Linked DNA regions of Homo sapiens: region 1 is linked to region 2. Evidence: chromatin contacts called from ENCODE Hi-C or POLR2A ChIA-PET data. All regions are on one chromosome and are shown on one strand. The core of a region is the stretch at or near the end of the contact, and the rest is flanking DNA. Distances in the headings are between cores, read along the strand shown. Region 1 holds the start of OSMR (oncostatin M receptor). Region 2 holds the start of LIFR (LIF receptor subunit alpha).

Region 1 (4,538 bases), core at 521-3,020, 290 kb after region 2:
AGCCTCACTTTTTAGAAATTCATACTGGGCTGAATATTTTTATTTGACATCTCATTTGCTAGAAGAGAGATCCCTTTTAACTGTTTCTATAAAGAATAATTTTTTTTCTCAGTAAAATATAAAATCATAAAGACTTTCCAACTCTTGGGCTTGGCAGTTTCCATAACCATGCAGATGGCTAAACTAATGGACTCTTTAAAACTCTTCAAGTAATGAGAGGTGTGGCAAAGGACCATACATTTATTGAGACAAAAATACATTTTATTATCATCAAATATTTACTATGCATCATGGTCTTTGTGGCCCCATTAGGTATTAAGTGTATTAGGGCCTTTAGGCCTTTGTTTTAGGAAAAATAAAAAAACAAAAGGACTCTCAGCTTTCCTTGGGATGACATTGGGGAGGAGCCAGATATGTGAACAAACACAAAAGTAACATTTTAAAATAATTCTGACATTATTTTGAGTCATCCAGTCAATTCAATATAGGATTCTAAGATATGTTTATGGTCGATACTTGTTGATCACTCTTGGTTCCCTCCCCCACCCCCCTCCTACAACCTTGCTTTTGTGATACTTTCCAGGGTCCCCAAACTCAAACCAAACTAGGCTCAGCTGATCTGGAGCAAGGCCCCTTGCCTGCTGATTTGTCAGGCATCCAGACAGGCGAGGCTATGGGAGCTCCCGGTCCGAGGCTGCCTCGGAAGGCTCCTGTTATCCTCTAAGAGAGGTGAAATGCACCTTTCAAAGGCCCAGACACGGTAAAGATTGGATGGCATTTTTGGCCGGGCGCAGTGGCTGACGCCTGTAATCCCAGCACTTTGGGAGGCTGAGGCGGGCGGATCACGAGGTCAGGAGATCGAGACCATCCTGGCTAACACGGTGAAACCCCGTCTCTACTAAACATAGAAAAATTAGCCAGGCGTGGTGGCGGTCGTCTGTAGTCCCAGCTACTAGGGAGGCTGAGGCAGGAGAATGGTGTGAACCCGGGAGGCGGAGCTTACAGTGAGCCGAGATCGCGCCACTGCACTCCAGCCTGGGTGACACAGTGAGATGCCGTCTCAAAAAAAAAAAAAAAAAAAGGTTGAAGATTGGATGGCATTTTTAAGGGGAAAAGTAAACCATGTGTAGCATGTCGTAGCATTGGGAAATAAAGGTTTCGGGACTGTTGTAGCCGAAGAAACTTTGTCGGACAGGGCGTTTCTGGATAGAACGCGAGTAGGGGAAAAATGGGGACCGTTTGATTCGGTTCAAACACGTTTTCGTTGCTCTGGACGCCAAATGGAAACACGGCCAAAATTTAGTTAAAGGACTTCTCTTGCCTGAAGATTTTCGGACGGGGATCTCACGGGTTTGGCCTCTGGGTTGGGATGACAAGTGCCCCTGTGGGATACACAGCCCCAGGCCTCATCGGTCACTCGGCTTACCTCTGGTTCCGCCGGCTGGCCCGTGCGTCCTTGGCCGGGGCAGGAGCAGCGCTGCGCGCGGGGCACGGAGCCTCGGCCGCCGAGTTTTCGGTTTCCAAGTTTCCTTCCCAGGCCTCTCCCACTTCCTCTTCTCACCAGTGCCCGCCCGCCCGCAAAGTCCGGGTTGTGAGGCTGCGCCTCCCCCAGGATCGCGGCCGCCTCCCCCCGGGACTGAAGGGAGGGAATTCCTGTGGGTCCCAGGAGTGCCAAGAGTGCGCAGCAAGACGGGAAATTGCAAAAGACCTCACCCCTCTGCCCTCCCCCGCGGTTTTCCAGTAACTCCCGCCCCTCCGCGCTTGCCCCGCAGCTGATTCATAGCCCCGGCCCGGGCCGCCTCTGCACGTCCGCCCCGGAGCCCGCACCCGCGCCCCACGCGCCGCCGAGGACTCGGCCCGGCTCGTGGAGCCCTTCGCCCGCGGCGTGAGTACCCCCGACCCGCCCGTCCCCGCTCTGCTCGCGCCCTGCCGCTGCGCCGCCCTCGGTGGCTTTTCCGACGGGCGAGCCCCGTGCTGTGCGGGAAAGAATCCGACAACTTCGCAGCCCATCCCGGCTGGACGCGACCGGGAGTGCAGCAGCCCGTTCCCCTCCTCGGTGCCGCCTCTGCCCAGCGTTTGCTTGGCTGGGCTACCACCTGCGCTCGGACGGCGCTCGGAGGGTCCTCGCCCCCGGCCTGCCTACCTGGTGGGTGAAAACTAAATGATTCATTCCTTACAGGCCGCACAGTGCCGAGTCGCCCATTTCTCAGACTGTTTGAAATTCACCATCCCAGCGCCTTTTTCTCAAATGATGGTGGAATGTTTGTTGAGTGGAAAATTCCCACTTGAATCCCTCTTTCCTCTCTCCCAACACATCGTGTGGAGGAGTTCATTGCTTCCCCTACCTCTCCTCTCGTAACCCTTGACTCCCACCTGAGAGAGCCATTTTTCTGGGAATCCGTGTATCTCTCCCACCTGGTCCCTAGCGTAGAAGCGGGAGGAGCTCAAGCACAGGTGGAGAGAGGAATCCCCGGGCGACTCTGCAATAGCGTCCGTCCGGGGCGCTTACCTTCTTCTCCAGCCACTTGAGTGGAAGTGGCCCTCTACATTCTGGAAACCTAGGCACGGAGGGGTTCAGTAACTTGTCCAAGGCCATATGGCTAGCTGTGAGGGCACTGAAATCCGAGCCCGGCTCTCGCAGGCCAGGGCTTTACCCCTGACACCGCGATTCCTTTCTCGATAGTTCTTCATCTGCCCTTCATCCACCTACCCATGCATGCCTGCATCCGTCCATCCATCCTGCCTGCCTTGCTGCGGGAGGCACAGTGCTAGGTGCTGCTGATGGAGTGGCTTGGTAACAGACCTGCCTTGAAAACACTTTGGGAACAAGATATTCAAGAGAAGTAAATGGAAGGGTCTATGAAGGCAGAGAAGATAGAATTGAATGTAGGATACTTAGTTTGAGCTAGAAGGAATTCTGATGGAGGAGAAAGAAATTTTTAGGTTTTATTCCCAAGATTAAAACTGACTTTGGAACATGGGTCAAACTACTTATCACCTCTTAGTTTCCTTGTCTGCAAATAATAATGGTTCATACTTACTGTGAACCAGCCCCTATTCTAAGCACTTGACATATGCTAGCTCATTTAAGCTTCACGGGTGAGGCGGGTACTAGTTTTTTATTATATTTTATTGAGGAAACTGAGGCCCAAAGAGGTTTTGTAACTTTTCTAGGGTTACACAGCTAGCAGGTGACAGTATCAGGATTTGGGTTTGGAGTCTGCTCATGATCACCGTGCTGTAGCTCAAACTCTAAGACTGGGTGGGGTGTTTCATTATGGTCTTGCTTTGTCTCTCTCCTGGGCTGCTTTAAAATGCACTCAGAGCCCTTGATGTCCCCAAACTCCGCTGTGTCTGAGAATCATTTCTTGAGCTTTCAAAGCATCAAACTCCAAACACAGCCTTCTATTCAGAATCTTCAGGAAATACTCAGTTTGTTTTCCCCGTAGCATTTGTTCAGTGCCTCCAGTGGCAGGAAGCTCACCACCTCACATTTTATTGTAGGAAGAGCTAGTTCTCTGCTGTAAATTGCCTCCTTGTGACTTACATCTTGGTCCCAGTTCCCGTTTGTCCCAGCAGGTGTGGCTAAGCCTTTTGTATCAAAGGTGGCTTTGAGAGAAAAAGGCTGGTCTTGGGTGTTTCTTCCGCAGGGACCCGAGCCGCATTGGGGAGAACACATAAACACTGGTTCTTTCCCCCTCTACCCTTTTCTTTAACCTGAACAGACCAGGAACACATGCAGAGGTGTTCCTGGATCTCTCATGTTTTTGTAACCCTTTTGTCCTGAGGACAAAACCGAATCAGGAGAACTGTTACGGTTTTCAAAGGGGAATCAGTGGTACTGTATTTAACAAGAAGAAGGTGTGTATTTTCCTTGTGGGAAAGGACTGGGGCATTCATTGGCTGCAGTAGAAGAGAATCTTAGTGAGTGTGGTCTTGCTCACTTACAGGAACTGTGAGCCTTGGCCCTCCTTTCGCTGGGGGAGAAAATCCTTCTTGATTGCTTAAAAAATGTGTAAAATGGGGGGAAAAAAACCCAAACCAAAACAAATAGAATATCATGGCCTTGCTGGAGAAATCCCCTCCTCCAAGCAGGCTTCTTTGTAGCTACATGAAGAGAGAATTTCTTTTCCAACAGCTGTGTTGGTGGCTTCATAGCCTTCCTTCCCTCCTCATTTTAGTTGTACTGGTCGCTCTGCATTTGTGCACTCCACGTTGTATTCTATTTTTGTGTTTTAAAAATAATACAAATAATAACAACTCATTCTCACTCAATATAGAAGTGAAGTGAAATGTAGACGTGCCATCACCATCCTCCCTCCTCCCACTCAGAAGAGGGAAGGTTAAGTTTGATAATACCATTCTAAGGCTTGTTTTTCTTTTCTATAGTTTTACATAATACATACATATACATATGTTTTAAATATGCAAATTATCTTACTATACTTATTGTACAGCTTGCTTTTTCACTTTCCAAGTCTTAGAGATCTTTCCATTGTCTCTAGATACCTCTTTTGTTAATGGCTACGTGTTATTCT
Region 2 (4,666 bases), core at 608-3,107:
AATCTTCTCCAGTGTGAATAGATTACCTGCTGCACAATTAATGTAAGAAAAATGCACACTATTACCAACATATTTGTCAAGGATGACCATTCAGAAGCAAATTTTTCAAAAATCACAAAAGTTTTGCTCCTTCAACAGCAGAGTCCCTGATTCTCATTCCCCAGAAGAGAATACAAGTCTCCACTAATCAAGAGGCTTGCTAGTGATCTCACTCACCTATTACAAAGCAAAGAAGTCTCAATTCAATTCTTGAAGAGGAAATAGCTGCTCCGATCACCTTGGGAACACATCATATATTTAAATTGAGCTTGCAACTAACTCCCTAATGAAGTTTCCAAATGAACAGTTGCCCCCGACTATAAAGCATAAAGTCAACGTAGAAGACAACTAAAAGAATGGTCTCGTGTTTTTAAAAAACACATTATACTTAGGCTTCCTTTTCTCTGCCAGGCTTAGACAAGAAACTCTCTGGTAACAGTGAAATGTAATTTCAGATCTGTGACAAAATAATCATGTAAGGGGAAGGGCAAGTAGCATTCGCGCTGAAAAAACTCCTTGGTTTTTCCACTTGTGAAAAGGAAAGGTTTGCCTTAAATTTAATTTCTGTACCATTTCTGGACCCCTGCCTAAACGATACTACTATATCACATTAATCTTACTTCAAGCAAATACTTTTTAAAATTAAAAACTAATCTGAAACTGAACAGGAATCGGAAGACAAACTTTAAACTGAAACTTTTCTGTTGAAAGAATGTATCTTTTAAAGACACATAAAAAGAAATGCAAAGAACCGATTTCCATATAAATGCCACTCAATAACAATACAGGTTATAACAATATTTGACTGCATTAAACATTCAAAAAGGAACACAAAGATACCCAACTGCAAATAAAAGACCTCATATATTTTTGGTAGCGGAATGTGGGGGGTGGGGGGCAAAAATCACATTAATTCAGATTAATCATGTAAATTCAGAACACGTGATGTGCAGTTTTGTGTCGCTCAGAACTCCTGAATCCAGCTTTGTGCTTTTACACAACATAACAGAAATGGCATCTTTCACAAAGCCTAACTTTGACCTCCAACACTTTAACTTTGGGTTTAACCAGTACACCACCTTCGGAAGTTAGCACATAAAAATACAGGTAAGTCAAATGCACTACGGATACAGAAAGGACGAGGAACAGGTTTAAAGGGGAGTTGAAGCAGAGGGGCACGAAATCACCTGGCAGGTCACCTCTCCGAAGGAAAAACATTTCAAGCTCCCTCCCATCCCCCAGGTAACCTCTGGCCTCAGAACTCACTGCCCTGCGTGGGGCAGAAGTTCTGGGCGCTGGAGTCCGCGTCCCCCAGGACACGAGGGTGACCCAAGGGCGCGCGGAGAGCGGCGGGACCCGGAGCGGCGCTCTCCGGGGTCACTCCCCTAGGACGCTCCGCAGAGCTGGGAGCGCTGCCCCACCCCGCCCGGGCCGCCCCTGGGGACCCCGCTCGGGGCTCCGCGGCTCCCCTGCTCCGCGCCGCGCCCACCCGCCCCCAGGACTCACGGTACGCTCCCGCGCCGCTATCTTGCCATCCCCTGCCGCCGGCTCTGTAGCCTCGGCCGCCGCCCCGGGGCTGCCCAGATCCCACAGCCGCCCGGGGGCAGGAGCCGCCAAGGAGGGGGCCGGGCACAATGCGCCGCCGCCTCCGCAGCCGCCGTCTCGCCTCCCCTGTGTCGGCGCGAGGCTGCTTGAGGCGGCCACGGGCGAAGGGCGGCCCGCTGCGCTCCGCGAACCCCGCGGGCCGCCGCCGCCGCCAGAGCCTCCCAGAGGCAACGGTAACGGCCACCGCCACGGCCGAGTCGCTCCAGCCGGGACTGCGGCGCGCGGGGGCGGCGCCTGCACGCCGCTCGGCTGGGGGCGCAGCGGGCCCGGCCCCGCCCCTGACCCGCCCCTGCCCCCGGCCCCGGCCCCGCCCCAACCCGCGCGCCCCCGCCGATCCCCGGCCGCGCGCCCGCGCGCGCGGGTGCTCCAAGGAGTCGGAGGAACGCGGCCGCGCGACGGGCCCCGGACGCCGAGGGTGGTGCTTCCTCCGAGCCTCCGGTGGTGAGGCCGCTCTCAGAAGGTCATGGAAGCGCAGGGGAGAGCGAGGCGGCCGAGCCCAGGCAAATCCTCGAGAAAGGCCGAGTGCGCGACGGCTCTGCGGGGAGGACCGCGCCTCCCCGAATGCGGCCGCTGCTGCCGCTGCAAACAGTGCCTTGAGGAGAGGAAAGCGGGGAACCGTGTTTTCGCCGCCTCTGTAACCACTGCACACAAGAAAACCAGCTTCTGGGAGAGGGGGATGATTGTTGGGACTTTGCGAATTACCTAAACAGCCCAGGGCCGAGGCGCCGCCGCTCGCGTCCTGGTCCTCCTGCCGGGTGTGGGGCTCCCCTGCCCGAGATGGCCAGCGGGCGCGCCGAGAGTATCCTGGAGCCATCTAGTCTTGCCTCGGAGGCGGGGTGGGCTTATTTGTGCGGAGAAGAAACGGATCTCTTAATGGGGTGAGATTTTTCCTCCGTACATTGTTCCCATTTCCGCAGTTTCACTTGGCCTCGGTTTTCTAGCAGAGTAATCACCAAATGAAATTAGCTGGAGAGCGTTTGATGGCGCAGAATCACGGTCTGAAGATGTTTACGCTGTATGCCGGACGCGTTTGATGGTGTTCTCTTCGGCACAATTAATTTTGCAAAGTTCAGAAATGTGCCAGACAGAGCCCCTGGCACGCAGTCAGGACTCTACAGACACACCTTGAGTAGGAAACAGGCTTGTTTGTTTCATCTGTGATTTATGTGATGCACCAGCACCAAGGCCAACGTGTTTTTTAAAGACCTTTCGATGAAACTCCAAAGCAATTTATAAATTGGCAAAATGAAGCTTGTTTTGTAAAATAACTCTTCCTTGTTGATCATGTAATTAAATGGGCAACAAAACACCTGAAAGGACATTTACTGAAAAGTAGACTCCCAAAACAAAAATATGTATTTCACAGCTAGATACGGTCGCTATTAGCGTCCTAATGGCCAACTCCATCCATGTGCGTATTTTGAACACTAAAAACGCCTCCTGTTACCCCTAAGACCTTGTTTGGATAACATTTTTCTATTATAAGTACTCGAAACCAACCCCATTTAAGATGTTTACCCTTATTCTTGAGTCCTTGATGGTTTGGGAAATTTATCATTATTCATATTGCACAATCCTGTCACTGTCTTTTCCATTAGGCACAGTGCCTAAGGTCCACAATATTTTTAGAGGCCCACAAAAAATATTTTAATTTCTTTTCAAATCAGAAGGAAAAAAAATTTAGGTTTAAGAAAGTATTTTAATATATATTAATATATTTGTTTTTGTGCTAATACAATCTTAAAATGTATGTATATATGTGTGTGTGTATATGTATATATATTTTAATGGAGTAAGGGGCTCAACGAAGGCAAAAAGGCCTAGAGCCCAAGAAAAACATGATGTGGCCCTGTTGCCTGGGGTTGAAAAATCCCATTCCATGAGAAGAATTTAGTTTTAAGAATATTACATAAAATGCTCATTTCTGTGGCCTTGCTATAATAGAAAGATGGAGATTCAGAGTAGTGATAATGGCTAACATCCACCTGATACACACCATGTGTCCATTACCTCTTAATCCTCACAGCACACCTGTGAAATAGGTACTATTCTCACACTTAGGGGGTAATGCAGGTTTTGTGGGGCCTGCAATTTATGCAATTTGGGTGGTCCTCTTAAAGAAAAAGCAAATACTGTGTATTAGTCCGTTCTCACACTGCTATAAAGAACTGCGCGAGACTGGGTAATTTATAAAGGAAAGAGGTTTAATTGACTCACAGTTCCACATGGCTGGGGAGACCTCAGGAAACTTAACAATCGTGGTGGAAGGAGAAGCAAGTACCTTCTTCACAAGGAAGCGGAAAGAATTGTGAGCGGAGGAACTTGCCAAACACAAAACCGTCAGATCGCGTGAGAATTCAGTTACTATCACGAGAACAACACGGGAAAACTGTCCCCATAATCAAGTCATTTCTCTCCCTAACAAGTGAGGATTACAATTCAAGATGAGGTTTGGGTAGGAACACAAAGCCTGACCCTATCCCACAGCATGTCCAGGCTGCCCTAGCACCACCCAATAGAAGGGAAAATGGCAGAGGGAAAGTCCTAGTGGAAAGAGACCTCAGTCTCAGCTAATTGTGGTGACAATATATTGCTTTTGCAAATTGTACATAAACATATGACCAGGTGAATGTATCGCCAAGGCTCCTGCCAAGGCCTGGGATGGAGGCCTAGAGAAGATGCCCGAAAGTTTATGCTGTGTGAGCTTCACAGAAGACCTGCCTTCCATGTATACCCATTTTACAGGTAAGAAATTTAGGGATTTGCCACAGCTTCTAAGGAACACCACATTCCTTACACCATACTGAGGTACAATTTGAAGAGTTGCGGTATACGCACTGTTTCGTGAGGAAAAACGGAGTTTCTGTAACAAAGCAAGAGCTTTAAAAATATGTTAGCAATATTTGACCAGGCCATAACCCAGCTTGGGGCACCTGACTGCTGTCTGTGCTGTCAAGAATAAATTTTTCTTATCTGTTGTATAAAAATCTGAATTAATCCATATGGACTCCTGAAGGAATTT

What was found. A loop is a pair of places that touch in the nucleus more often than their neighbours do. ChIA-PET counts read pairs that join two places held with the same protein, here RNA polymerase II (POLR2A). Pooled maps may share reads with other maps.
Region 1: a map of endothelial cell of umbilical vein shows a loop between it and region 2 (17-fold over the local background). The contact joins the promoter of OSMR here to the promoter of LIFR in region 2. A Hi-C loop is called at or near these places in 4 of 168 maps with a recorded cell type or tissue (HepG2, ascending aorta, endothelial cell of umbilical vein and 1 more) and 7 of 50 pooled maps. POLR2A ChIA-PET finds 5 or more read pairs at or near these places in 1 of 52 experiments (MCF 10A).

The regions. Positions count from the first base shown.
Region 1 is chr5:38,844,242-38,848,779 of GRCh38, forward strand. OSMR (oncostatin M receptor) reads left to right here and starts at 1,771. Exons shown (of 18, transcript NM_003999.3): 1 at 1,771-2,146. It overlaps OSMR-DT (OSMR divergent transcript), which reads right to left and starts at 1,588. Exons shown (of 4, transcript NR_109951.1): 1 at 1,427-1,588.
Region 2 is chr5:38,554,789-38,559,454 of GRCh38, forward strand. LIFR (LIF receptor subunit alpha) reads right to left here and starts at 1,858. Exons shown (of 20, transcript NM_001127671.2): 1 at 1,546-1,858. LIFR-AS1 (LIFR antisense RNA 1) reads left to right here and starts at 1,998. Exons shown (of 9, transcript NR_103554.1): 1 at 1,998-4,389. It overlaps MIR3650 (microRNA 3650), which reads right to left and starts at 2,773; the gene lies at 2,714-2,773. RefSeq lists enhancers at 1,999-2,782, 2,135-2,244.